2 separate regions of the Homo sapiens genome follow, and region 1 is linked to region 2. The links are chromatin contacts, found by Hi-C or POLR2A ChIA-PET in ENCODE. All regions are on one chromosome and are shown on one strand. The core of a region is the stretch at or near the end of the contact, and the rest is flanking DNA. Distances in the headings are between cores, read along the strand shown. Region 1 overlaps LOC124907779 (a long non-coding RNA gene). Region 2 has its middle 28 kb from the start of MIR4433A.

Evidence for each region. A loop is a pair of places that touch in the nucleus more often than their neighbours do. ChIA-PET counts read pairs that join two places held with the same protein, here RNA polymerase II (POLR2A).
Region 1: a loop to region 2 is called in a map of heart right ventricle, with 5 times the contacts of the local background. The contact joins two enhancer-like sites. A Hi-C loop is called at or near these places in 1 of 168 maps with a recorded cell type or tissue (heart right ventricle). POLR2A ChIA-PET finds 5 or more read pairs at or near these places in 1 of 52 experiments (H1).

Annotation. Positions count from the first base shown.
Region 1 is chr2:65,196,905-65,201,648 of GRCh38, reverse strand. The region is part of intron 1 of LOC124907779 (a long non-coding RNA gene); the gene reads left to right. Among named protein-coding and RNA genes, the nearest start is that of ACTR2, 29 kb to the left of the region's middle. Within about 2 kb of position 2,673, at least 2 of the 41 ENCODE cell types and tissues checked have a DNase peak (open chromatin) inside an H3K27ac peak, as active enhancers do.
Region 2 is chr2:64,310,765-64,315,514 of GRCh38, reverse strand. No RefSeq gene overlaps it. Among named protein-coding and RNA genes, the nearest start is that of MIR4433A, 28 kb to the left of the region's middle. Within about 2 kb of position 3,079, at least 16 of the 41 ENCODE cell types and tissues checked have a DNase peak (open chromatin) inside an H3K27ac peak, as active enhancers do.

The DNA.
Region 1 (4,744 bases), core at 1,424-3,923, 890 kb before region 2:
TCATCTACTAATTTTGGGTTTTGTTTGCTCTTGCATTTCTACTTCTTTAAGATGCATTGTTAGGTTATTTGAAGTTTTTCTACTTTTTTGATGTAGGCACTTATTGCTGTAGGCTTTCCTTTTAGTACTGCTTTTGCTGTATCCCATAGATTTTGGTATCTTGTGTTTCTATTTTCATTTGTTTTAATAACTTTTTAAATTTCTTTATTAATTTCTTCATTGACTCACTGGTCATTCAGGAGCATATTATTTAATTTCCATGTGTTTGTATAGTTTCCAAAATTCCTCTTGTTATTGATTTCTAGTTTTATTCCATTGTTGTCAGAGAAGATACTTGATATTATTTTCAATTTTTTTAATGCTTTAAGACTTGTTTTGTAGCCTAACATACAGTCTATCCTTGAGAATGATCCATATGCTGAGCAGAAGAATATGTAATCTGTAGCTGTTGGATGAAATGTTCTATGCCTATCTATTGGGTCCATTTGGTTGATAGTGCAGATTATATCCAATATTTTTTGTTGATTTTCTGTCTGGATAATCTGTCCAGTGCTGAAAGTGGAGTGTTGAAGTCTCCAGCTATTAATGTATTGGGGTATATCTTTCTCTTTAGCTCTTGTAATAGTTGCTTTATAAACCTGGGTGCTCCAGTGTTGGGTGCATATATATATATACAATTGTTATATCCTCTTGCTGAACTGACTCCTTTATTATTACATAGTGACCTTCTTTGTCTCTTTTTATAGTTTTTGTCTTGAAATCTACTTTGTATAATACAAGTATAGCTACTCCTACTCTTTTTTGGTTTAACCTTTTCAAGCTCACTAATTTGTTCTACTTGATTTATCCTGCTGTTGAGAGACTCTGATGCATCCTTCATTAGGTCAATTGCATTTTTCAACACCACAATTTCTGCTTGATTCTTTTAAGTTATTTCTATCTTTTGTTTAATTTATCTGATAGGATTCTGAATTCCTTCTCTGTGTTATCTTGTATTTTGTTGAGCTTCCTCAAAACAGCCATTTTGAATTCTCTATCTGAAAGGTCACATATCTCTATCTCTCTGGAATTGGTCACTGGTGCCTTAGTAAGTTCATTTGGTGAGGTCTTGTTTTCCTGGATCATTGTGATGCTTGTGGATATTTGTCAGTGTCTAGGCATTGAAGTTAGGTGTTTATTGTAAGCAGTCTGGGCTTATTTGTACCCACCCTTTTTGGGAAGGCTTTTCAGGTATTCAAAAAGACTTGGATGTTGTGATCTATGTCTTTGGTCACTGTAGCCATGTCTTCTTTAGGGGACACCCAAGCCCAGTAACATTGTGAATCCTGTAGACCTATAGAAGTACCTCCTTGATGATCTAGGTAAGATCCAGGAGAATTCTCTGGATTACGAGGTAGAGACTCTTGCTCCCTTCCCTTTTTTCCCCTAAACAGAGTCTCTCTCTCTCTCTCTGTGCTGAGCTGCCTGGAGCTGGGGGAAGGGTGACATAAGCACCCCTGTGGCCACCACCACTGGGACTGTGCTGGGTTAAACCCGAAGTCAGCACAGTACTGAGTCATTCCCAAGGCCTGCAGTGACCACTGCCTGGCTACTGCCTATGTTCACTCAAGGACCAAAGGCTCTACAATCAGCAGCTGGCAAATCCAGCCAGGCTTGTCCTTTCCTTCAGGGCAGCAAGCTCCCCCCAACCCCAGGTGGGTCCGGAGATGCCATCCAGGAGCCAAAGCCTAGAGTTGGGAACCTGAGGAATCTATCTGGTACTGTATTCTACTGTGGCTGCGTTGGCACCAAAGCCACAAGACAAAGTCCTTCCCATTCTTCTTTTCCCTTTCCTGAAGCAGGGGAGTCTCTCCCTATGGCCAAAACTGCCTCAAACCCACAGTAAATACTGCCTGGCTACCCCTGATGTTCATTCAAGTCCCAAGGCGTCTTCAATAAGCTTTTGATGAATGCTGCCAGGCCCGAGTCTCTCCCATCAGGGCAGTGGGTTCCCCTCTGGCCCAGGGCAGGTCCATAAATGCTGTCCAGGGGCCAACACCTGGAACTGGGGACCCCAAGAGCCCACTTGTTGCTCTACCCCACCATGGCTGAGCTGGTACCCAAGCTGCACGACAAAGTCCCCTTTACTGTTTTCTTTCCTTTCCTCAAGCAGAAGGGGACTCTCCCTGTAGCCACCACAGCTAGGAATGTGTTGGGTCACACCTGAAGCTAGCATGGCTCTGAGTTTCACCCATGGCTCATGACAAGTACTGTCTGGCTACCACTGCTAATTATTCAGGGCCCAAGGACCGTTTAGTCAGCAAGTGATTAATTCTACCAGGGATGGGCCCTTCTCTTCAAGGTAGTGGGTTCCCTTCTGGCCAAGGGTGTGTCTACAAATGTTGTCTAGGAAATAGGGCCTGGAATGGGGACCTCAGGACTCCACCTGGTGCCCTGTCCTGCTATGTCTGAGCTGGTACCCAAGTTGCAAGACAAAGTCCTCTTTACTCTCCCCTCTCCTCAAGCAGAGGGAAGGAGTGTCTCCTGGAGCTGCCAGCTGTGCTCCCTGAGGTTGGGGGAAAGGCGATGCAAGCACATTATTGGCTGCCCCAGCTGGTGTCTCACTATGTCACATGCATCCCAAGTCCACTGGCTCTAAGCCCAGCACAGCACCAAGACTTGCCCAGGAATTGCAGTCCTTGTGGCCTAGATTTCCTTTCAATTATATTTAGAACCCCAGAGCACTTTAGCCGATGGTGGTGGGCCTTGCCAGAACTCAGGTGCTGACTGCTGGGTTGGACTATTTTCCTCTGGCTAGGACTGGCCTAAATGCTTCCTCTATGGGTGGCTGCTAGGTTCTGCCCCATGTAGCTTTCTACTGTGACAGGACAGCACTGAGTTCCAACAAAGTCTCACAATCACTGCAATCTCCCTCCCCCAAGGGCACAGAGTCTCCCTCTGCACTATATGGCTGCTGCTGGGGGATGAGAGATGGGTGTTATAGGTGATTCAAGACTGTCTTTCTTACTTTCTTCGGTATATCTTTTCTTAATGTAATATTAAAGCCAGGTACTGTGATTGCTCACCTGATTTTTGGTTCTTATGATGGTGCTTTTTTGTGTGGATAATTGTTCAATTTGGTGTTCCTGTGAGGGGACAATTGCTGGAGGTGTCTCTTCGGCCATCTTGCTTTATCTCCTCCTAGTCCTCACTCTTATTGTCCAGATTTGGGCCACATGCTCATCATTGGACCAATCTGTAGCCAAGGGGTTGGGAGTTGCTTATTGATTTAGGGAGCATCCCGAGCCTCAAACCACAAGGATTGAGAAGAGAAGAGGGGTGGCTCTCTGAGGGCATTCTGGCATGCTGTTTTCCCAGAAAAATGGTGAATGGATGCTGAGAAGTAAAACCAACAGCTGTCCACTACATACTAATTCTTTATAAACAGTGTTATGCATGTTTATCCTGCAGTAGCCATTACCTTATAATTATTGCTGACTTATTTAGTATTACTTTGAGTAACACTTTTTATCTAGTAACATATGCTATAAAAAACTGTAGTATTTTAAAATGCCTTACTAATACTCAGAAGTTGAGAACCACTGTCCAACGGGTTGGTTTGATATATTTGTTGTTACAGTTGATCTCCCATCTATGTCTTACCATCCCCACCCACACCTTTTAATATTGTCTACAAATGTCTATAACAATATTTAATCTATTTTTCAAGATTATTCAAATTACTGTCAGCTGTTCCATGATCATGTCTGCAAAGTTTTATTACAAGACGTTGCAGTTTATCTTGACATTTGAATTCTGCCATGATAAGCTTCAATTTCATCTTTAAAATATACATTTTACTGGCCGGGCGTGGTGGCCCACGCCTGTAATCCCAGCACTTTGGGAGGCCGAGGTGGGCAGATCATGAGGTCAGGAGATCAAGAACATCCTGGCTAACATGGTGAAACCCCGTCTCTACTAAAAATGGAAAAAATTAGCCAGGCGTGGTGGTGGGCGCCTGTAGTCCCAGGTACTCGGGAGGCTGAGGCAGGAGAATGGCATGAACCCAGGAGGCGGAGCTTGCAGTGAGCTGAGATGGCACCACCGCACTCCAGCCTGGGCGACAGAGCGAGACTCTGTCTCAAAAAATACATATATATGTGTATACATTTTACCAACATCTATTCACTCATTGCTTATAATGTAGCAGCCACAAGACTTGGGGGGCATATGGATGGATCCCCATCTCTGGCTCCAAGAGATGTCTCTGGTTTAATTCAATCAGGGTAATTCCATCTCCCTTGCAACAGTCATGTTTAGGTAATCTAAATATAAACAGGAGTTTTGAGACAGAGTCTCGCTCTTCACTCCCAGCTGGTGTACGGTGGCATAATCATAGCTCACTGCAGCCTCAAACTCCTGGGCTCAAGTGATCCTCCCACCTCAGCCTCCTGAGTAGCTGGAACTACAGGCACATGCCACCATACCCGGCTAATTTTTTGTTTTTTTAATTTTTAGTAGAGGCAGTGTCTCACTATGTAACCCAGGCTGGTCTCAAATTCCTGAGCTCAAACAATCCTCAGCCTCCCAAAAGTGCTGGGATTACAGGAGTGAGCCACTGGCCTGGCCTCATTTTCATTCCTCATCCAGATGGTATTTTGTCCCTACTTTCATTGAATTTACAGTGTAGTTTAGAGATAAGATATAAAAATAAGAAAAATAAAGTAATTTCCCCAGAGCATCCCCTCTGAAGCTTTCTCACCCT
Region 2 (4,750 bases), core at 1,830-4,329:
AACCTGACAGCCAAGTTGGGAAGAGAAGTGAATGTTTCTTTCATGCTTTCTCTAACTTGGCTTGGATTAAAGGAGAACTGCTTCTCTTAAATCAAGAGTACGCAATCATTAGGAGGAGTGAGAAAATCTGTAGTTGGTAGAGGGCCAAAGTGGATTGGTGATCCTGGTGGTTGGAGACATTCAGAACAGGCGTTTGGGAATTCTGGGTTTTAGATGGGCCAGAATCCCATATCCCAACTGGCTCCTGAGACAGAACATGGAACACTTGCAGAAAGGTGTTAGATGTTGTTTCTGCTAATAGTAACACTATGTTTAATGTCCAAATATATTCTCTGTTTACACTTGTTCAAGTGATGGAATTTTAGGAGCTACACCTGGGGTAATAGAAAGGTGACAGGTGTTTCCTTGGTAATTCTCCTGAATATGGTTCTATCACATCTCTAGTCAAACTAAGATATAGACTGAAGCTTGGGACCCATTGGAAAAGGATCATTTGGGAATAAAAATCTTCACATTTATTGAGTGCCTTCTATGTGCCTGCGTGCTGCTAGACACTCTACACTAGTATAGTCTTCACAATCCAATGATATAACTTTATTTACATAATAAGGAAACTGAGGCTAAAGAGGTTGACAATGTGGCCTAAAGTCACACAGTGAGTACGTGGTATGGTTGGGTTTTGAACTCAGACTGACTGGCATTGGAGTCCACATACTTAGCTACTACCATATTCTACCTCTTTGCTCTGGGGGCGTTGTACTTAGGCACTGGGTGCACACAACCCTTCAGAACCATCCAGGGTCTTCCCATGAGCATGAAACTGCACAGAGGACTATATCCTCAAATGGCGAAGAGCCTGGGGTGAAGCTACACAGCTATTAATGTGCAACCTAGAAGTTTTTGCTTTTATTAGTTACATACACCTCTTTATCAACTTAGTTACTAGTCACATCCTAACAACTGTAAAAGCAGAACATTTCCAAAACATTTCTCTTATTTGATATTCCTAGTAGCCTGAGTTCCAGGCAAACAAGATTTTATTGTAATCTGAACAATAAATAAATGGTTATTTTCAAGCCCAACTTTAACTTTACTGAATATGTAGCATACTTATTATTCATTGCCTGCCAAAGCCACATTTTCACTAAATCTTGCAATTAGTGGAAAAACTATATTTTAAATACACATGTATAGTAGGTGTATTGAGTATAAGCCTTAATGAAATTCATTTTAAAACAGTGGAGTATCTGCTTGAAGACTGTATGAAGTACATTTTCCCGTGTCTTTTCTTAGGTTAATAAATATCTAGGGACCAGTTTAACTGCCGGCTTCAAGTAACCTACCAAGTAAAATAATATACCTAATGATTCTAGAAGAAGACATTTTCTTCCATTTTGAGGCAGTGTCTCTTATCTTGAAATTATGAATTTGAGGTTTATCTGATAGTGACTTTGCATGACCAAAAATGCTTTGGAGATTATGACATTAATTTTTAAGGAGGAGGAGGTCCAGGACTGTTGTTTTGTTGTGTAAAAATCTGTATTTTAAACATGTAATTCATTTTCAGTTCTACATTTTGTGTATATTGAGTCCATATTGCCGCCTTGGTAGAAAGCACAAAAGAGGGTTTTTAAATTTTCTGTTATATTAGTTATAAATGTTATAAAGGAGATAGAATTGAACAGCTTGTAACTGTACTGAATTTGATTTTCATTTCATAAGATTTATAGAGTGATGTGAGAGTTTAAACTTGTCCTAAAAAGGCTCTTAAATGAAAAACATGTCAGCTGTATTGAAAAAGGGCCTCAAAGAGCTTCTCCCTGCAGGAGTCAGAACTTATTATGGCATCATCAGCTAGTTTCAGTGCTGCTGGTGAAATGTGATTTCTCAGATAAAACAGCATCCCAAGAAATGACATTTACAAAACTTGGTTCTAGCCAGTTTGGAGCAAGAATTCACACATTCACACTGCTGTCCTCACTGCTGGCGGAGACCAAATTGAGAACATTTTTAGCAGGAAGAGCTGGCACTTGGCTCTGAACCCCATGGCTAGCGCCTGTGGAGAAACAGATAAGGAGTTGTACGGTTTGCTCCTAATAACCATGTTCCCTTGACATTGTAAATTTTTGCACAAAATTACCCAGAAGGCATAACAAAATACTCTTTGCTACAGTAAACCACTCCCGTGCATGGAAAGTATATAGTGAGCACTGGAGAGATCCGGGCTTCCTTTTCCAAAGTTTTTGGAACAGACTCCAGGTTTCTTTCCACCCAGGGGAAAAGCTGCTACAACACTTAAGGGCGGGGGGGGAGGGGAGGTGGGAATGATTAAAATTTGTTTTAAATGTGAATCATGACAAACCTATGAATTAGAAACTTAGAGAAAAACTTATTTGAGCAAGGATAGTCGCCAAAAAGCTCAGAGCAAAATTGAAAAAAAAAAAAAAAAGTCCTGATGCTCCAAGACTTCAGACTTGTATGCATCTGGTGCTGTTGAGAGACGCCCTACACTGAACTGTCTCCCCCCGGGGCCAGACGGCGCCTCAAACATTCCCCCACAGCCTCCTTTTAGATGAGGGCACAACTCCGTGAAGCTCCAGGTAGGATCGAATGTTATCTGGAAGAGGAGATACGTTAGTCCCAAACTGCTGATTGTCAAACTATCAGAGTCCTTAAGGAATTGGTCTAAGGGTAGGTAAGTTTGGAACGTAGGAGCTGAGTGGAGAAGGGAAAGGGGATCAAGAAATGGGTTTCGAGCATGAGACAGGGCAGAGCTGGGCATGAAAGGGGCCCTTGGAAACCAAGGGAGATTGGGTGCCTAAATTTTGGGAATAGGAGATGGGATAGAAGCACCTACATTAGTTCTCATTGACTATGACCCAGGTATGCAGAGTTTTTTTAAGCCAATTTTTCATAAGCTGTTATGCAACATTTGTCTTCATCTGTCAGGGAGCCTGCAAACCCAGTTGCACCACACAGTGGCGTGATTGTTTTCCTCCCGTCTACGAAGCTCTGGTTTCAGTGGCTCTGCCAATCACAGCTGTTTCTGGATTGTTCACAGGGACCGGGCACGGGAGCAGCGTGGGCGGCTGAATTCCATAGAAGCAGAGACCTCATTGTGACCATCAGCCCCAACTTGCTTTCATGGGGTTTTCACCAGAGCTTCCCACAACAGCTAAATAAGGGGTAGCATTTCTCCCTCGGGCCCCTGTCTGATGCCTCCTGTCCTCTAAGAGGGGTAGAAAGTGAGAGGAAAAAGCTTAGCAAGTCTGAATTATCCTCAGTCCAGACAATCAGCCAAGGGATAACCAGGAACAACTGGGGTTCCCCCGGATATTTGTTGGCCGTCCTCCCCTCGTGCTCTGCTTTGCAGACCTATCACTCAATGGGCCCTGAGTCAGGGGTAATTTACTAGCTATTTTACCAGTCTCACTACTTCACAGCGGGTGGAAGCTTCCAATTGGCTTGCAGCCCTCTAAAGCTTACAAAAAAAAAAGCCTATTTTCTGCCATATTGAGCTTTTAGGCTCTAGGCAGAGCTTTAATAAACTGAGCCCCAAAAGACGTCCCTCACATAGGGGGCTCTAGACAGCAGCCCTGACGCATGGGCCGATCTATTTCTTGCCTAAATTAAAAAAGTCCAAGTCTATTTTTCCCCCTCTTTCTGGGAAGCTGACCTAAACAAGTAAGGATATGCTATAAATGCCTTTCAAGACTCCACTTGCAGGTTCTAATTATAATTAAGATGATAATATTACTTTGAATTTGCGCTTTCTTCCAGAGTGCCCCGAGCGCTCTCAGCTGCGTGACGGCAGGTATTACGCCCTCATGTGTATCCACTTGCAGCTTCTAATTACACCGTCTTTTGATTCTGATTCTGAACTCACCTTCCTTCCCTGAGCCTGGGGCACAAGGGCCGCCTCACTGGGCTAACTTCCCTCGGTGTCTGGCCTGCCCTTCATTCAAGTTATCTGCTGGAGGAGGTTCCCCTGGCGGGGCCCCTGAGAGCTGGGCCTGACCTGCAGGCCTTTGCAGATGCACTGGCTTCCTCAGGCCCCATCCTGCCGGGAGCCTCTCCGCTGTGGCTGTCGTCACCCTCACTCCCCGGACTCCTGGGTGCCAAAGAGTGAGCCTGGTTTCCTGCCCTGTCTCTAGGGAAGGGCCCCTCTCTGAAGGTGCTCCACACCCAAGCCTGCCCTCAGTGGACTCTCTGCCCTCATTGCCCCATCTCCAGGGCAGGGGCAGGCTTGGACTTGCTCATGTCCCGCTATCCCGTGCTGGCAGAACACAGAAGCTTTGTGTGGTCTTCCAGGATCCCCTTGAATGCGCGCTGTGGGAGGAAATTCTGGCAGACTCTGACTTTTCTGGTCCCTCTAAGCTAAAAGAGTCCTACAGTCACTGAAGCCATGAGATGTAATCTCCTTTCAGAAATCAAATGTCCACTCCTGTGGAATAACAAAAACTCAAAACTGGATTTAGAGTCCTCATCTTTCTCCCAACTCAGGCCTACTATGGGCGTGGGGCGGTTGTGACTGACTCTCCTTGCCCTCTCCTCCCTTCAGCTGCTGACTATAGTGCCCCAGGGTTGGAGGAAGAGGAAGGAGAACTAGAGAAAGGTGCAAGAAAGCTCCAGGGTGGGCCTTCTCAGCACTTAACTGCTATTAAAGTTCAACCTTCCTCAGCAACTCCCTCCCCTTCATCATCACTGAGTTCTCTCACCTGTGGGTCGCAGGTGAAAGGTCGATGCATCG